Linked DNA regions of Homo sapiens: region 2 is linked to region 1. Evidence: read pairs that join two places in POLR2A ChIA-PET (ENCODE). Cell type or tissue: Panc1. All regions are shown on one strand. Each heading gives the region's core, and the rest is flanking DNA. Links, peaks and the distances in the headings are about the cores only. Region 1 has its middle 64 kb from the start of TFAP2A-AS2. Region 2 overlaps TMEM14B (transmembrane protein 14B).

What was found. ChIA-PET counts read pairs that join two places held together with the same protein. Peaks named below come from ENCODE experiments on the same cell type or tissue, not always from the same donor. Only the 100,000 strongest peaks of a DNase experiment are listed, where the experiment ranks them.
Region 2: POLR2A ChIA-PET joins it to region 1 with 10 read pairs; 2 of 35 experiments call an interaction of 5 or more read pairs at or near these places.

What each region holds. Positions count from the first base shown.
Region 1 is chr6:10,339,217-10,342,131 of GRCh38, forward strand. No RefSeq gene overlaps it. Among named protein-coding and RNA genes, the nearest start is that of TFAP2A-AS2, 64 kb to the right of the region's middle. In Panc1, for the core only: no CTCF peak of the experiment used is centred there; no DNase peak of the experiment used is centred there; H3K27ac peaks cover 327 bases.
Region 2 is chr6:10,753,366-10,756,280 of GRCh38, forward strand. It overlaps TMEM14B (transmembrane protein 14B), which reads left to right. Exons shown (of 6, transcript NM_030969.5): 5 at 1,777-1,867. Among named protein-coding and RNA genes, the nearest start is that of TMEM14B, 7.0 kb to the left of the region's middle. In Panc1, for the core only: no CTCF peak of the experiment used is centred there; no DNase peak of the experiment used is centred there; H3K27ac peaks cover 487 bases.

The sequences.
Region 1 (2,915 bases), core at 276-2,775:
GCCAGGTACTCTTGATTCCTAGTTCTCTGTGGGTGTAAAAATTCTCATTGGTAGATTCCAAGAGTTACTTTCTGCAACCCTAACTCTTTTTCCCATTCCCTCCTAAATCTGTTCACTTTTGCTCTAAAGCTCACACCCCCTAGCCTGTTTACAGGCTCAGCAACTCCTATTATCTCCTTCTTCCGATTCACCTATTCTCCCCTTTCTTCTGAGTTACTTCTATTACTTCTATCTATATACAAAAATGTTTTCATAATTCCCCTATTTGAAAAATCCACCCTTGACCCTACATCCCCATTTTTTCTCCCCTTCTCAGCAAAACTTGAAAGAACTATTGCTACTTGCTGTCTCCACTTCTTTACTTTTTTAATTCATTTCATTCAGAATTTCATCCCCACTGTTCAACTGCAGCTGCTCATGTTAGGGTCATGATGTAGAATCTAGTATTCAATTATCTGTCCTCAGTTTATTCCCAGCAGGATTTGACACTTGTTCCTCTTTGAAACATTATGGTGGGCAGGACAACATGCCCTTCTGAGTTTCCTCCTATTTCACGGGCCATTCCTTCTCAATTTTCCCTGTTAGCATCTCATTCTTAACATCATCCATTAAATATTGGAGTGTCTCTGAGCTCAGTCTCTTCCTCAGGGCAAGCACCTCCCTCCCCATGTGATGTCTTCTCGATCAATGGCTTTAAATACCATCTACACGCTGGTAACTCCCAAAGTTTATTTCCAGCTCCGATCTTTATCTTAAATTCCAGACAGCTGTATCTTTTTAATATTCTATATAGTCACTTAAAACTATAAAAACAGAGCTCTTAATTTTCCAATCTAAACCGTCTCCTCTCCCGATCATCTTCATCTCAGAAAATTGCCCCATAAATCATCCAGTTGCTCAAAATACAAACCTAGGAGTCATCCTTGACCCCTCTCTTTCTGTCCTACTGGGCATCCAGTCCACGATTATTGAGTCCTTTCTCGATCTCTTAAAACACATACTGAGCCCTCCCTACCACCTTTCCCCGCTTCCACTGCCATCTCCATACTGCAGACCACCATCAGCTTACACTTGTACTCTACAACAGCCAAGCCACTGGTCTTCCTACAGCCTTCTTTCTCCACTACAGAATATTCTCCAAGAGCAGCCAGGGTATTCTTAAACTGTAAGTCAGCTTGCCTTGCTCTCCTGCTTAATTCCTACCAATAGCTTCCCATTGCACTTAGAATAAAATATGAAATCCTTATTGTAGCCTACAAGTCCCTGGTGATCTAGCTACTGGCTGCTTCTCCTCATCCTACACTTCTGCTCCTTGACCCCTCCTCTCCACCCACCCCAATCTTCATGCTGTTCAAAGAGCAATGCTTGTTCTTTTCCACCTCTTCCTGCAATGCTTTCCACCGCAAACTCCCATCACGGCCACCAGTTCAGGTCTCTGCTCAGATGTGACCTCCACAGAGTGCTTCCCCTGTCCACCAAACGGGAAATAAAAATACCTCCAGGCCCTGGTCACTGCCATATCCTGCCTCCCTTTCTTCCCAGCATTCATCACTTTATGAAACTGTATTATTTACTAGTTTGTTTATGATTTGTTTGTCTTCCCTTCTAGAATATGCATTTAATAGAGGAAGAAAACTTTGCTTGGCTTCTTTGTCACTGTAAAAACAAATCCAAGATGAGACATTTAGAAAATACTGCAGCCGGGCATGGTGGCTCACACCTGTAATCCCAGCAGTTTGGGAGGCCGAGGCAGGCGGATCATGAGGTCAAGAGTTCAAGATCAGCCTGACCAATATGGTGAAACCCCGTCTCTAATAAAAAAAAAAATACAAAAATTAGCTGGGCGTGGTGGCGTGTGCTTGTAGTCCTAGCTACTCGGGAGGCTGAGGCAGGAGAATTGCTTGAATCTGGGAGGCAGAGGTTGCAGTGAGCAGACCTGGGTGACAGAGCGAGACTTGGTCTCAAAAAAAAAAAAAAAAAAAGAGAAATTAAAAAGAAAGAAAATATTGCTAAGGAAGGCTGGGCGCAATGGCTCACGCCTGTAATTCCAGCACTTTGGGAGGCCAAGGCAGGTGGATCACCTGAGGTCAGGAGTTCGAGACCAGCCTGATCAACAAGGTGAAACCCTGTCTCTACTAAAAATATAAAAATTAGCTAGGTATGGTGGCAGGTGCCTGTAGTGCCAGCAACACAGGAGGCTGAGACAGGAGAATTGCTTGAACCTGGGAAGCGGAGGTTGTAGTGAGCTGAGATCACGCCACTGCACTCCAGCATGGGTGACAGAGTGAAACTCTGTCTCAAAAAAAAAAAAAATATATTGCTAAGGAAAGGGAGGAAGGGCAGGAAGGAGGAAGACAAGACAGAAACGGGAGAGGGAAGGGAATTGTGCTTTTTTGTATCAGATCATTTCCACGAATCCATCAAACCAAAATCTCCACATTAATAGAAGCACTTTCATGTTACCAATTTTGGAAAACAGCTGTTGTGAGCCTGAGCCTGAAGTCAGTAGACTTTCTGTCCTGTCCCACAGTCTAGCACACACTCTGATTGAGCACTCTTGAAATTAAAGTGTGTGGTTGCCAGATCTGGATTCCCATCAACAGGTGCATTCTTTGAATGGATTCAGGCTATCTGTTGCTAAAAATATCTGTCGTGGAGAACAGATACCCTAATAGAATTGCCGTGACCACCCTGAAGCATTGAAGAATGTGAACTCCTGGAGGTCAGGATATCCAACCCACTATTACCTGCAAAATAAACTTCAAACATAGACGAAGGAAGTTCCTTGTTTATATGAGACACTGTGCACAGCAGGTAGTAACAATATTGCCCCTAGGACCATATTCATGGAGACATTAAAGCAGGTAAAACTTAGGGTGAGAAGAGGTTGCTGGGCACCGATGCACTTCACTTCC
Region 2 (2,915 bases), core at 256-2,755, 410 kb after region 1:
CCAATGTACATTTTTCAGTCCTCATTTTACTTGGCCATTTAGCAGTTCTCAGCACGGTTGACCAATCATTTTCCATTCTCCTGGTTTCCCTTTTTATCCTCTCATTCTCTTTTGGCAACCTATTTTCCTTTTTGGCCACTAGATATTGAAGTTCTTCAGGCTCTTCTTGTCTACTCACTTGACAGTTTCATTGAAGCCTATGCCTTTAATTTCCACCGATACACAAATGACACAAATTTCTCTCTCCTCCAGGCTGGACTCTCATGTATTCATCTGTCCACTTTCCTTCAGATGTCTCCAGGAATCTGCCCGGACCTAACCTCATGGCCACACACTCCCCCTGTCTTCTGTTCTCCATCCATTCGGTTCTTGATTGCTCTCTTTCCTTTCTACCACCCCCTTTCTGACTAATTCATCAGCAGGTCTTGTCGACACTACCTCTAGCCCTTATCCTGAGTTGTCCTCTTTTTCATCTGCACAGCCATCGTCCTAGTCCCAGTTATCCCCTCTTTCTTACCTGCATTCCCAAGGACGTTCCTTAGCTGGTATCCCCATGTACCCTCTAGTTTCCCTGAAGTTTGTTCTCTATAGTATAGCTAGAATTACGCTTTCAAAATGCAACTCTGGGCCGGTTGCGGTGGCTCCTGCCTGTAGTCCTAGCACTTTGGGAGGCCAAGGCAGGCGGATTGCCGAGCTCAGGAGTTGGAGACCACCCTGGGCAACATGGTGAAACCCGGTCTCCACTAAAATTAAAAAAGGCTTCAGCATTGCTTGAACCTGGGAGGTAGAGGTTGTAGTGAGCTGAGATCATGCCACTGCACTCCAGCGTGTGTTGCAGAGTGAGACTCTGTCTCAAAAAATAATAATAATAATGCAACTCTTTTTATGCATCCCTCTGCTTAGTATCCTTTAATAGCTTCTCATTGCTCTTATGATGAAAACCCAATCCTTAGTATGGCCTTCAAGGCTCTATGTGGTCTGGCGCCTCTTACTCACAAACTGCATCTTGACTTCTGTGCCACGCTGCCCTTTTAGGGTGAATGTGCCATGCTCCCTGTCACCACAGGGCCTCTGCATATACTGTCCCCTCTGCCTGGAAAGGGCATTCCCATCCTTCAGCTTATTAACGCCTGCTGTAATTTCAGATCTCAGTCAGTCTTCACTTCCTTGGCTAAAAGCCTAGCATGATCTCCCTGAATAGGTTGATCCCCCTGTTGAGCTTTTTTGTGTAGCATCAATTATACCTGAAGCACACATTGTACCTTGTTTTTCTTTGTGTGATTGTTTAAAGTCTTGTCCCATCAGACCTGAAGCATTGTAAAAGGGCAAAGACAGTTACGATTACTTTTGTATTCTCCAGCTCCTAGCACAGCGCTTGACATGTAGTAGGTGCTTTGACAGATACCCAGTGGGAATTGCATGCAGGGTAGAGGAAATAGCGTCTGCAGGGCGATAGCATCTGCAGGGCATGAGAAACAACAGCATTTTGGAGAAAACTAACACATTGATGGCTAAAGTGTGGGTTTTGCAGAAGACAAGTGGTAAGAGATGAGGCTGGAAGGGCAGGTAGGGCCCAGGCTGTGAAGGGCCCTATTTGGCCAGTATTGGTATTTGGACCCATAGGATGTGGGCAGCTAGTAATCTCCCCTACTTGGGGAAGGAGGAATAAGCATAGGATGAGGCGTGAGCCTTGAGAGATTGGTGGGGCTTGGTCTACTTCTGATTCCCCTGCGTAGAAGACTAATGAGTTTTGACCCTTCTTTGTATCTTTTTCAGCCGCTACATCTGTTACTTTTGTTGGTGTTATGGGAATGAGATCCTACTACTATGGAAAATTCATGCCTGTAGGTTTAATTGCAGGTGCCAGGTACTTTCATTCTATTACTCTTCTTTACCATGTAGAGTTCAGTTTATTGCCCAGAATACTTTATGCATTCAAAACCTTACTTGTTTCAGAGTATCTGATGCTATGCATCAACTGACGTTTGACTTATACACTAATAGGAGATGCTTCAAAAACAATAGTTGATTTAATGTCAAATGACATGAGTATATCCATTCACTGTGGAGATGGCTTTGTTCTCTGGTCCTAGCTCCTTCCTATATGGTGGCAGAAGTTTTATTGCAAAGCTATGACTGCAGCCTTTTGTGTGACTTGCGGAGGATGTGTGGGGGTCCCATATTTCTTAGGTGTGTAGGTGTCTTTTGTAGAAAATTTTGCTAAAAGGAAATTTTGATTGAATCCTGTTTTCTAATTTTGATTATAATACCTAAACCAAATTGTGGTTTTTAAAAAATGTAGTTGTAGGCCAGGCACGGTGGCTCACACCTGTAATCCAAGCACAGTGGGAGGCCATGGCGGGCATATCACTTGAGGTCAGGAGTTTGAGACCAGCCTGGCCAACATGGTGAAACTCCTCTCTATGAAAAATACAAAAATTAGGTGGGTGCGGTGGTGCACGCCTGTAATCCCAGCTACTCGGGAGGTCGAGGCAGGAGACTTGCTTGAACTGGGGAGGCGGAGGTTGCAGTAAGTTGAAATCGTGCTGCTGCACTGCAGCCTGGGCAACAATGAGTGAGAGTCTGTCTCAAAAAAAAAAAAAAGTTCACTTGTTAAGTATGATAAAGACATCCTGAAGGCAGGGGAATTTTTAAAATCCTGTTTTCAAGAAAGATTACATACTCTACTCTGATCATAGTCGTGATGCTGCCAGTATAATATTTTATACCTGAAGCAAAAGAGTCAGTATGGAGCAAGGTCTAGAACAGTAAACTGAGAGGCTGGAGTCTACCATAAATCAGATCTGTGATGGTGGGGAGGCCTTGCTTTCTCTTGCCTCCATTTCTTCATCTCTTCAAATTACTGGCAGTTGGATTAGGATCTAGCTCATGTGTGCTATTTTAAGACCTCAGTG